Regions from separate parts of the Homo sapiens genome. Here all the other regions are linked to region 2. The links are chromatin contacts, found by Hi-C or POLR2A ChIA-PET in ENCODE. All regions are on one chromosome and are shown on one strand. Each heading gives the region's core, a stretch centred on a gene start or an enhancer-like site at or near the end of the contact. The rest is flanking DNA. Distances are from core to core; before and after follow the strand shown. Region 1 holds the start of RBM17 (RNA binding motif protein 17). Region 2 holds the start of SFMBT2 (Scm like with four mbt domains 2). Region 3 holds the start of IL15RA (interleukin 15 receptor subunit alpha). Region 4 holds the start of TASOR2 (transcription activation suppressor family member 2).

The links. Hi-C counts contacts between places; a loop is a spot of excess contacts on that map. ChIA-PET counts read pairs that join two places held with the same protein, here RNA polymerase II (POLR2A). Pooled maps may share reads with other maps.
Region 1: a pooled map shows a loop between it and region 2 (4-fold over the local background). The contact joins the promoter of RBM17 here to the promoter of SFMBT2 in region 2. A Hi-C loop is called at or near these places in 5 of 50 pooled maps.
Region 3: a loop to region 2 is called in a pooled map, with 4 times the contacts of the local background. The contact joins the promoter of IL15RA here to the promoter of SFMBT2 in region 2. A Hi-C loop is called at or near these places in 1 of 168 maps with a recorded cell type or tissue (breast epithelium), 1 of 37 single-sample maps with no recorded cell type and 3 of 50 pooled maps.
Region 4: a map of B cell shows a loop between it and region 2 (13-fold over the local background). The contact joins the promoter of TASOR2 here to the promoter of SFMBT2 in region 2. A Hi-C loop is called at or near these places in 1 of 168 maps with a recorded cell type or tissue (B cell) and 4 of 50 pooled maps. POLR2A ChIA-PET finds 5 or more read pairs at or near these places in 1 of 52 experiments (T-cell).

What each region holds. Positions count from the first base shown.
Region 1 is chr10:6,087,759-6,090,675 of GRCh38, forward strand. It overlaps RBM17 (RNA binding motif protein 17), which reads left to right and starts at 1,276. Exons shown (of 12, transcript NM_032905.5): 1 at 1,276-1,435. RefSeq lists enhancers at 928-977, 1,934-2,772 and silencers at 1,138-1,577, 1,588-1,677, 1,948-2,007.
Region 2 is chr10:7,409,724-7,412,619 of GRCh38, forward strand. It overlaps SFMBT2 (Scm like with four mbt domains 2), which reads right to left and starts at 1,311. Exons shown (of 21, transcript NM_001387889.1): 1 at 1,138-1,311. RefSeq lists a silencer at 1,185-1,324 and enhancers at 1,560-2,480, 2,481-2,896.
Region 3 is chr10:5,976,058-5,978,850 of GRCh38, forward strand. IL15RA (interleukin 15 receptor subunit alpha) reads right to left here and starts at 1,486. Exons shown (of 7, transcript NM_002189.4): 1 at 1,348-1,486. The coding sequence starts at 1,435. RefSeq lists enhancers at 1-9, 140-219 and silencers at 1,110-1,489, 1,580-2,249.
Region 4 is chr10:5,683,122-5,686,188 of GRCh38, forward strand. It overlaps TASOR2 (transcription activation suppressor family member 2), which reads left to right and starts at 1,717. Exons shown (of 22, transcript NM_001321783.2): 1 at 1,717-2,054. RefSeq lists enhancers at 1,271-1,510, 1,651-1,760, 2,381-2,560 and silencers at 1,811-2,070, 2,111-2,160.

The DNA.
Region 1 (2,917 bases), core at 26-2,525, 1.3 Mb before region 2:
GATTTGGTGCAAAGATTTTCCTATTTTTCCTATTTTTTTCTTGATTGTGAATTGTGCTCCTCAAGATTATAAAATGTCCTTCTTAATCTTACTTAATGCTTTTTGCCCTGAAATCAACTTTGTAGTAAGCGGTTTGTGATTCCTGATTTTTTTAATTTTTTTGCATATTCCTGGTATATCTTTTCCAATCTTGTATTTTCAAACTCAGAATAACGTTAGCACTTTCTTGTATACAACACTGAGTTGCATGATGGTTTGTGCTCCTATCTGAGATTGTAGTTTTTTAGTAGGTAAGCTTAGGTCTATATTTCTTCTTGTGAGACATTTGGTCTTGTTCTGTCATATAGTTTGGTTACGCTTTCTGTTTTGTAACTTTTTAAAATATTTCCCTATATATATATTTTTTTTGCTGTGGTTTTGTGTGTGTGTGTGTGTGTGTGCATGCATGTATGTGTGGGTGCATGTATGTGTGGATTATTTGAAAGCTTTGTAGTTTTGTTCTGGGTTACCCTCAGAATCATACCATCCCATGACGTCCTTAATCCTCTATTTCTTTAGATTGTCTTTTGTCTCTCCACTGTATTTCTTTTTTCCCCCTTTTCCCGTTTTCTTAATGACTGGATTTTAATGGATTATAGTAACTTTCTTGGTATACTCCTTCGGACTAAGACGTCTGCTTAAATCTCTACTATTTGATTTATCGGCTTGAACTCTATTTGACACCCAATTAATTACAGATGTAAAAATCATATTTACCCGAAGTCCCACTTTCCCTTTCCCTCCCTGCTTCTGTCAGCGACGTCGTTTTTAAAGACCGAGGCTTTATAGCATTGACATTCTTTTCTGTACCCCTAATCGCGGCATCTGTTTCCATAATCTTACGCTTAACCTCGTGCTCCTTGCCATCCTTTTGCAGCATCTGGCCTATGCAGACTTATTTTCAACTTTTTGCTTATATAGGAGTGGCTTTGAATGAATGAGATCGAGGGGCCTGGAGGGACTTCCCCCACCTCCCCTATCAGAAAGCCCGGCCTCGGACCACTTCTCCTCCTCACCATCTGGGGGCGCTGCCGCGCTCCCCAAGCCTTGTGGAATTTCGAAAATGTGCGCCAGGGCGACACCTCTTGATGGTAAGAAGACGCCGGCGGAGGGGAGCGTGCAGTGCGGTCCTCCCGCGGGCAGGGGGCAGTGCGGCAAGGCGCCCTCGGCGCAGGCGCAGAGGCCGAAGCAGGCGCAGGCGCAGGCGGGGCGCAGGCGCGGGCGCGCTCTCCCGGCAGCCCGCGCTCCCTGACCCCGCGCCGCCGAGCGCCCTGAGGACTCAGCGAAGGGTGGGCGCCGCCGAGGCCTCCTGCCGCTGGCGGGTTTCCGCGGAGTGCCGCCCGGCTCCGCTCTGCCGCCGGCGCGGCTCATGGGCAGAGTCGGCCGGGCGGGCCGGGTAAGTGGCGCCCCGGCGGCCCCGGGTGGGTGGCCTGGCGGGACCTGAGGCGGGCGCGCCTTCCCGGGAGGCGCTAGACGCAAGCCCGCGGCTTTAGGCCCGTCGCGAGGGGCGGAGGCCGGGCCAGCGCAGCCGGAGCCTCCGAGGGTCTCAGTCCCCGCGGCGGGCGCTGGTCTCTCCACGCGGCTGCGGCCCGGTACCCTCCGCCCGCCGCCGCCTCTGGTGACCCTGGCCCTGACCTTCTCCCTCTTCCCTTCCTCCTCCTCCTCCTCATGTCTGCCTCGGGCTGTTTGGTGCTGAAGAGCGTTTCTTCTCCGTCTCGTGCACCGCATCCTGACGAAATTGTCTGGTCACCAGAACCGAGTAGCCCGTAGCGTGTCCCCCCTGGCCCTGCACGGTTGCCCCTCTCTGGGGCTCGGAGCCGGTTCCTCCCGGGGTCTCAGAACTGGGAGTGCAGACGTTGGCGTTTCTCAGACTCCGGAGCTGCCCGGGACAGGAATGCAGCCCTAACCCCGGCGTCGCCTCGGCTCGTGCAGTTTGAGCGGTGTTTCAGCGCTCACGTCCGACCCCAGGCAGTCTTTGAGCTTCGCCTCTTGCCCCGAGAATGTGTAATGATCGGAGAATGCAGGTGGAATGAGGTTCTGCCCCTGCTTGCAGGAGTTTGGTTTCTGGGAAAGCAGGCGTGAAAACCCAGGCCCGGGTTGATTTGAGAAACGCAAGTGGGGTCTGGAAGGACCTCTCTTGAGAGAGGAGGTCATGCTTATGTTGAGTCTTGAAGGTACGTTGTTAGATGTGAGAGGTGGGAAAAAGGCTGCCGGCGGAGGAAGTAAGTGCGAAAGTAGCAGAAGCGAAGCCCCGTAGTGCGTTCTGGAAGCTGCAGGTTAGGCAGAAAGAAAGGTTTGAGGAGGGGCTGCTGTGTTTCCAGGAGTAGTCAGGTCAGAACATGGAGGTTTCTTGAGAAGCAGTAAAGAAGCGCCATTGAGGGTCCTTATTTTGCTAGAGCCAGGCATATGGATGGGAAATAGGATATTCTAGATAAGGGCAAGATTCGCATATACTCAAATAGATGGGTAGATGTGCACTGGCTCCCCGCAGCAGATGGAGTTTTTAAAAGGATGCAACACAAGTTTCCACATTTTTAGTTGTAAAGGCTGCAGACATTTTGATCGTAATGACAGCTTTTAGGGAATATGGGGTAACAGTTTAGTGAGCTAAACGAGAGGGCTTTATTTTTAGAGTTAGTTAAGCAAGGTGCTGCGTGCTGTCCAGTTTATAACAGAGCAGGTTGTGCGGTTGTGGAGCTCTGCGGAACCAAAGGCAGCCTTTCTGGAGGCTCTTGAGAGAATTGTTGTACACTTCCAAATGCAGCTTTATTTAAAGTGGATTTCTTTTTACCTGGTTTGTTTTAACTTACCTTCCCATTCTCCCCTGCCTATGAATTTTTCAGACCTCCTCCCAGCAGGGAACAGATGATCCCAGGCT
Region 2 (2,896 bases), core at 61-2,560:
GTCGAAACTAAGGGGTGGAAACTTCAGCTGGGTTTTTTCCCACCTCAAAACCTTTATTTTCAGTTTTTAAAAGCCACCTTAGCCCGCCATATTGAAACTGGCACGGTTTCTAAAGACTCCTTCCCCGCAGTTGTGGCGCTTCCAAGAAAACACGAGTACGGATCAGGCTCTGGATGAGTGTCCGGCCACCGAGAATCAGCCACTTCCCACCCTCCAGGATCCCCCAGCTCCCTCCAGCCCCTTCCCACCGCCCCTGGTCAAAATCAATAAATACATCTCGCAGTTCCTACAGTTGCATTTTGGCGGATTTCTGCAAAACATACACACACATACACATACCCACGCACGCATATTAAAAAATAAACTCCAGAACCAGCTCAAGTCAGCAATTTTGAAAGGGGGTCGAATAAGAGGAGACAACCGGAAAGCCCCTAAGTGACAGGATATTACTTTAAAGAGAAAATAATGAACAAAAAGACCATCCTCGCTGGAGCACGCTCCAAAACTACTACTGCCAATTTTATTTCAGTTGCTCAGGCAAATGTTTCCAAGGGAGCGATTCCGAATGTCTGCACGATTTTTACCCCCATGCCGGTCTCCGATTCCCCGTCCTCACCATCTTTTTCTCCCACCCAAACCAAAAGAAAGGGGAGACCCCAGCGCGGAGGAGACGCGGGAGCGCGGGGTAGGTAGCAGCGGCGGCTGCGTCGCTAAAATGAGTGCAGAAACGAGGAAGGTGGGCGGCGGGAGGGGACAGGCTGCGCCCGGGGAAGGAGGACACTTTGCAACTCCGGACGGACTCCCGCACGGCTCGGCTTTTCCGAGCCCGGAGACGCAGGCGAAGGGGACCCGGGAAGCAAAAATGACAACCTGGAGCGCACAGAGGAGTTTGAAGCTTCGCTCAAGTGCAGTCGCTTTCTTCTCCTGCCCTTCTCTTTCGCTCCCCTGCACCCTCCCCAGCCTTCCCCCACCCGCCACCTCCAACCCCAGCTCCCTCAGGCTTCCTTCCTTTTTTTTTTTTTCCTTTTTTTTCCTAGGCTGGAAAAAGCCCCTGACCAGCGCACTCAACCTGCGGGCCGAAGGGCTGCTCTCCGGCCAGCCTGGGCGCCGGGGACAGCAGCCGGCGCGGCGTCCTACCTGGTGAAGTTCGTCCTGCCCTCGGCGTGGACCCAGGCCCCGGTCGCCGCCCGGGAGGGCACCGGCCTCGCTCGCTTGCTCGCTCGCCCGCCCTTGCCCGCTCGCTCCCCGCCCGCCGCCTCCCTCGCGCGCCCGCTCCGGTCCTCCGGCTCCCACTACAGCTCATTCCAATATGGCATCCTCTCTGTGCGCATGCTCGGCGCTCTTTTTTTTTTTTTTTTTTTTTTTTTTTTAAGATTTTGTGTGTGTGTGTATGTGTGTGCGTGCGCGTGCAGCGAACTCCTTCAACGACCTTTTCCAGCGCTTGCAAAATTTCTTAAGCCAATTAGCCTGCGGGACGTGATCGGCTCCTTCCCCAGCCAGCTCCGCGCCATTCCCTGCGCCTAAGCAGGCGGGCACCCCCAGGACCCTGGGACCTTCCACGCCCACGCGGCCTCCTCCCCACCGCGCTCCCCTTCCTCCTTTTTGTGAGCTCCCTCCATACATGATCTGCAGAAAGTTCCCATCGCGGGCGTTTCCGCACACCCCTCCGCAAGGACAACTGGGCAAACTCCCGTTTCCCTGGCTGCGGTTCGTGAGCTGGGTTTCCAATGGCTCAGTCGACCGTGTGCACAAACTTGCGCTTTATCCGCCGGGGATCGCTGGGAGCGGAGATAAATTCAATCCCCAGGGCAATCTTGGCCCCGCCCGCCCCACCCCATCCTGTGCTTAAATAGAGCCTTTCTTGAAGCTGCGAACATTTCCAGGCCCCTTGGGCAGGGCTGGAGGGGCCGAGGAGAGCTATTCGAGGGAAAGGTGCCCCGAGGGGCAGGAAATTAAGTTGGGGCTGCCCGGGCGAGCTGCCAGGTAGCCGTGCTCGCCACGGCGTCTCATGGGGCACCTAGCTAGTGGCGGGCCTCATAGGGCGGGAAAAGAATCGTCGCTCACACCCCAGCAAAACGTGGCCCTCGACGGTCCGTTGGAGAGCCCCGGCGGCCGTGAGCCCCGGGCAGGGCTGGACGTCTGCGGAGCCCTCGGGCACTTTGTCCCGGGCGCCTGGGGAGGAACGCGGAGCTCCCAGGGCCTTAGGTGCAACGGCTGCGCAGAGCCCAAACGAAATGTCCCCAGTGCGGAAAAGCCGGTGACGCCCTGGTAGCAAGACCAAGAGCTTCCGAAGAACGCTGCGCCCTTAACTAGGGGGCCTCGCAGAGATGCCTGTGTGGGCCTGCATTGTATATTTCTGCGAAATAGCGAATGGACACGTTTGCTCAGGGTTTTTATGGTTGCCAAAGGGGGTAAAATTACCCAGTCCCCCAAATCTGTGTCCCATGAATCCCTCTCATAGTACCCCTCTCCAGGGGGCCAAGAGGTCCTCCAGGTCCCCGTGGGTTCGCAGCTCCACCCGCCCTTCCTCGCCCTGCATCCCTAAGGAGAGGTGTCCGCTCTGAAGGGCTAGGGGCCAGCCATGGAGTGAGGGGACCGGGGCTGACCACGCGCGGCACAGACAGAGGTCCTCAGGCGGGCCCTCTCCTGGACGGTGGGGCCGGAGCTGATCTAGAAGAAATACGGAGGGACGTGCCGAGAAGCCGCTCTCCTTCGCCGCGACCCTGGAGAGCGCCTCTCCACCCAAAGGATCTGCCGAGCTGAGAGATCCAGGGCGGGCGTCCGCAGCCGTGAGGCCCCCTGCGCCGCCAGTATGGGAAGATCCTGCCTCCTTACACCTTGGAGAACGCTGGGCGACGACTAAAGCGCCTTCCGCCGGCCTGTCACTCCATGTGAC
Region 3 (2,793 bases), core at 236-2,735, 1.4 Mb before region 2:
CACCTCCTCTCTGCTGGGCTTTGACTAAGGCTGCATTTCACTTTCATATTGTGTAATCCAGCTGCCCCAGTTGCCAGCTATGGGGTCCTGTGACACTGCTAGCCAACTGGGAGGAACCAACCGGTCACCAACTAACTCTGCTTCTCAGATGTGGGGGGAAATCCAAGCATCAGAGTCTCATGAAAACGAAACTTCAAGAAGCCTCGCAGAGCTGGGGTGGGGGTGGCAGAGGGTGGGGGGGCGTTCAGGCCACACCAGGCAGCAGCAACTGTGCGTGGAATGGCTTTGGCCAGGGCCTGGGCAGACTGGCCCGACTGGATGTAAATTATTCAGGGTCTCGCTTAAAAACACACACAGATCATGGCGTTACTAATTCCTATAGAGAGTCCATGGATGGCCTTCAGTGGGGCTTTGACCCCAAAATCATATGCACATTTTGTAACTATGTTCATTCATGCATTTTTCTGGGGGCCGGGGGTTCATAGCTTTCATCAGACCCTCCAAGAGCTCCCTGACTATAAAAAGATAAAGAAGCGCTGACAAGGATAGAGCTAGACCCTGCTACTGTTTTCCTCCTTCCTCTGGCTGCCGGGACAAAACCCCTAGGAATCGCTCATTCCGTCCTCCCTGCCGAGATCAGAGCTCCGCGACCCGCTTTCTTCTCGAATACACCAAGCGATCACAGATCTCTTCCCCCTTTTTCTGCGAGTGTAGACTCCAGGCTGGCCCCCACTCCCCACCCCCATCCGGTCCCGACCGCCTCTGCTGGTTTCCTGATCGCTTAAGAATTGGAAGTTGTTTCCAGGTCCCCAGGTGTGCAACTTGCCCGACGCGTTTCCCCCTGGGACACAGCTCCTCCCCACCCTCCCAGCTCCCACTGACATAATTTACTTTTGCCTGGGAGTCGGGAGGAGTAGTTTCTCCCGGACCCCTCCGAGGACCGCGTGCTATGCAACACCCGCCCTGCAGTCCAGGCGCCTGGGAGAAGCGCACTCGCCCGTGTCTCCAAACTGCTGGACGCCGCCGGCTCCGCGCTCCCGTGGCCAAAACGGGCTTCTCAGAACTGCTCCTGACCTCGGCCTCGGAGACCCCAGCCAGGCCGCCCGCTCCCTTACGTGGGTGACCCGGGCGCAGCGGCGGCGCTCTCCCTGCGACCCCGGCTCCCGGCACGTGTCCCTCCTGCCCGGCGCCGCGTCCCCTCCCCGGCCTGGGCCTGCGCGCACCGCGCTCCCGAGGGCACCGACGCCCCCGCACGGCCCGGGGAGATGGGGCGCCCGGTTCCCTCCAGCTCCACGTCCCGGCCCCCTTCCAAGTCCCGCCCGGGCGCCCCTGCTCCCAGCTCCCTACCCCGCGTCGCCGGCGGCCGGAGCAGCAGCAGCAGTAGCAGCGCCGGGAGACCGAGGGTCCGGCAGCCGCGCGCCCGCCGCGGGGCCATGGCGGCAGCTCCACAGGACACCGCTGGACTCCCCGGGCGAGCGCTGCCCAGGCCGGGGGGAGGTGGCGAGCGCTGCTCTGGGACCTGCCGCCCCGCCAGTCGCATTCGCTTTCGCTTTTGCTTTGGCCCCCGAGGGCTCGGAGAGGTGCAAAGCGGTGACAGATCCGTGACTCAGCGTCCCCACCCCTGCTGGGGAAGGAGCCCCGCCGGCCGCCGCGGCACCGCACAGCCACCCCTGTCCCCGGGACGCATGGGCCGTGCCCGGTGGGGACCCAGGACCTTACCCACGCAAGCCCGGGAGCCTCCCGGTCCTCCGCGCTCGTCGTGCTCTGGGACCTCCAGTGTGCACTCGGTCCGGTGTCCCCACTGCGAAGAGAGTGGGCAAAGTCATCGGAGAGCAGACTCTCTCCAGCCCTCTCTGCGGCTCGGATCCACTTGACCTCGCCCGGCGCTGGTCGCCTCCAGCTGCTCCGCCTTCGGCTTTCCTGGTCTCCCTCCGCGGCCCTGCGCTCGGTTGTGAGCGGCCGGCCTGGGTGAGTGCCCGCGGAGGTGTCGCCGCGGTGCGGAGGCGCGGGCACCTGCCTGGTGCGCTCTGGCCCGGGCGGAGCGCAGCCCCCGCCACCTGCTGGCTCCCGCGGCCCCCGGCGCCCGCTGGGGCCCCAGCTCCGCCACTTCGCCGAATTCCTGCTGCAGCTTTGCTCCCCTAGAAAATGCCTCATCTTAGAAGGAGAGGGGGCGGAGGGGGGAGAAGGGGGAGAGGAGCCACAGTGCTTCACCTCTGAGCCTCGCTTCCTTAGGTTCTTCCAGGCTGCCATCCTCCTCTTTGGCTGGTGGGTTTTTTTCTTTCTTGGGGTCTCAAGTGAAGCCTGAGAACCGGGTCTGTAAGCTCCCAAGTGCAGATTCTCAGGTCTAGCGGTGACATTGGACAGGACGAGACATCTCCAAGCCTCGGTCATTGCCTCTTAAAATCTCACAACGTGTTTATGAGGCTTTTGTGACATACTTGCAAATTCTCTTTGAAAACGAAATAATCTGTACAATAATCCCCCAAGACACAGGTTTACCTTTATAACAAACCTGCACTTATAACCCTGAACTTAAAAGTTAAATAAAAGAATTTAGGGCCGAGCGCGGTGGCCACTCCTGAAATCCAAGCACTTTCGGAGGCCAAGGCAGGTGGATCGCCTGAAGTCAGGAATTCGAGACTAGCCTGGCCAACATGGTGAAACCCCATCTCTACTAAAAATACCAAAATTAGCTGGGCATGGTGGCGGGCGCCTGTAATCCCAGCTATTCAGGAGGCTGAGGCAGGAGAATCACTTGAACCCAGGAGGCTGAGGTTGCAGTGAGCTGAGATC
Region 4 (3,067 bases), core at 467-2,966, 1.7 Mb before region 2:
AATAAATTCCATTATAGGCAGGGTCCTTATCTAGCTTGTTCATGATTGTAAAACCAGTGTCTATTACAGCACCTGGTTACAGTAAACAGTAAACACAATGACTGAATCTCTTGGTATTACCAGCACAGTGCTTGACTCATGATACATGTTCATTAGCACTTAATCTCTCTCATTGGTACAGTCATATGTCACTTAATGTTTCAGTTAACAACAGACCACATATCCAACAGTGATCTTATATGATTATAATAGAGCTGAAGAGTTCTATTGCCTAGTGATGTCGTAGCCATCTTAATTTCGTACAGCAACACATTACTCATATGTTTGTGGTGATGCTGGTGTAAATGAATCTACTGCACTGCCAGTCATATAAAAGTACAGCACACATGGCCAGGCGCAGTGGCTCCACCGTAATCCCAGCCCCCCAGTGGGACAAAATGGAGGTGAAGACAATGATGTTGATGATCCTGACCCTGTGTAGGCCCAGGTTAATGTGTGTTTGTGTCTTAGTTTTTAACAAAAAAGTTTAAAAAGTAAATTAAAAAAATTTTTAAATAGAAAAAAACTTACAGATTAAGGATATAAAGAAAATATTTGTGTACAATGTGTTTGTTTTAAGCTAAGTGTTATTACAAAAGAGTCTTAAAAAGTTTTTTAAAAGTTTTAAAAAGTTAAAAAGTTACAGTAAGCTAAGGTTAATTATGAAAAAATTTAAAAAAATAAATTCAGTGTAGCTTAGGTGTACAGTGTTTATAAAGTCTACAAGAGTGTACAGTAATGTCCCAGACCTTCACATTCTCATTGCTCACTCACAGACTCACCCAGAGCAACTCCCAGTACTGCAAGGTCCATTCGTGAGAATGCCTTACACAGGTGTACCATTATTTTTCATACTGTATTTTTATTGTACCTTTTCTATGTCTAGATATGCTTATACAAATACTTACCATTGTGTTATAATTGTCCACAGTATTCAGTACAATAACATATAGCATGGGTTTGTAGCCAGGAGTAATGGGCTATGGCTTATGGTGTAAGTATGTAGTAGGTTATGCTTCTAGGTTTCTGTGATGTTCACTCAAGGACCAAATTGCCTAATGAGGCATCTCTCTCATAAGGTGTCCCTACAGTTAAATGATGTTTGCATGACTATTTATCATGGGCAAGGGTAAACCTGAATTTATTGATGGTCACCTTAGCTCTCTGTGCATGTGTTATAAATTTCTAGAGATGCTTTCCTAGGGGGTAACAGCCACACCTACTATATGGATTAAAACAAGGGCAAAATTTCCAAAATGTCGCATTCGGGCCAGACAAATAAACTGTTCTTGCAGCAGCACCTGGGGAATGAAACGCTGAGAAGGGAGAAGGCGCCCGAAGGCGACCACGTGGGCCACAGCCACAGCACTGTAGGTCAGCCGAGAGAGCGTCTCCCGCCTCTTCCCAAGGGCATCTTCCGCCTCCTGTCAAGGGTCGGCAACGCGAGACACCACGCGCTCGTTGGGATCGGCCGCCTAATCAGGAGCGAGCTGTGGCCTTACGCCTGCGCAGAGGGGAGACGCGAGCGCCGCGTGGACGCTGACCTCGGTCCGCGCCTGCGCCTTGGTTTCTTCCCGGCGATTGGTTCCCATCTCTGAGGGAGACGCCTCACTTCAGTTTTCACTTTCTTTTTTTGCCCCCCCCTCCCCTTTTCTTTTCCTTTGGCCGCGAGGTTTTGCTTCCGGTTGCTAGCGCCGGTCAGAGAGAAAGTCGGCATGTTCTCGCAGGCTGCCGGGCGTCCCGGGGTTGCCTCTTGCCCGTGACCCTGACGGGAGACAGAGCGCGGGCGGCCGCGGCGTCCCTGTCAGCGCCCGCGGCGAGGACCCCGGGGCTGGGGCGGACGGCGTGCCCCTGAGGGGGGTCCCCGCGGGAGCGCGGAGCCGGCGACTGGTGCTTCCCACGTGCGCCGGTGTCGCGAGGGCCCGGGAGGACGCAGAGCACGGCCGGGAGAAGCATGGGAAGGAGGCCGAGCCGGGATCTCAGGTCCTCGGGGGCGGCGGCCACGCCAAGGACGGGTAAGTCCCTCCTCGGCCTGGGCGCCCGGGAACCCTGCGAGGAGGACGGCGGGTCCCCGAGGCCGAGCGCTCGGGCAGCTGCCGGGGCTTGGCTGCGAGGGTCGACGCGTTCTCCTTGCCTTTTGCCGCGCTCCGGGTGAGGGGGTGGGAGGGGTCGGCGCCTTCTAGATGACTCAACCTTCTGTCCTGCGCTACAACCTGTGGCCGCGCTCGGTGTCGCCGGCAGGGAGATCCTAACCGTGTCATCTTGCCCCTTTCTGAGGCGTTTCGTTTGCGTCGCCTGTCAGGGGACAGCTGCGTCCTCAGGGATATGCTGATAAGTTCTTGGCTGAAGTTTCCGTCTTCGGGTTTGCACCGGCTGGGAAATCATTTCCTGCGGGTTCTGCGTGAAGCCTGCTGCTACTCGAGACTTCATGGCAATGCGCCACCTTTTCTTTTTAGGGTAAAACAGGTCTCTCCGAAGGGAGGGTCATTTCAGCAGCAAGCGCAAGCCGCGTTGGGATAACTTGGTGCGAGCAACACAGAAGTTTGTCTGAAGGCGGCGCCAAGCAGCGTTTCGTGGGAGAACTGGGTTGATGACTGAAATTTTGAGGAAGATTACTTTGGGAATTCTCAAGTTTCTCTTAGTCGCTTCTTGTCTATTTGAAATCTGTAACTTTAAACAAACCACGCTTACTCTTCCTTATTCTCCCTGTAAGGTACAATTAGAATAGAAAAGTTTATGAAAGTGTATCCAAAACTTAAATATGTGGCGTACAAGTGTATGGTATTATTGGAATGGCATTCGCGATCCTAGAGTCTACAGTGTTCCCTGAATAAAACTAGGGGTGAGCCTGGCGGTAATCCTGCCTAGGAGGTTTATAGCAAAGCAGTGTCCCCTAACGGTGCAAGAATACCCTTCTGTCGAAAAACTGCCTTATAGGAATGGGTGACTGTATGCGGTATGTCCTGTACTGTACATCAATAAATAACTAAGCCAGGCCAGAAAAAGGGTGACAAAAGGTCCACAATTA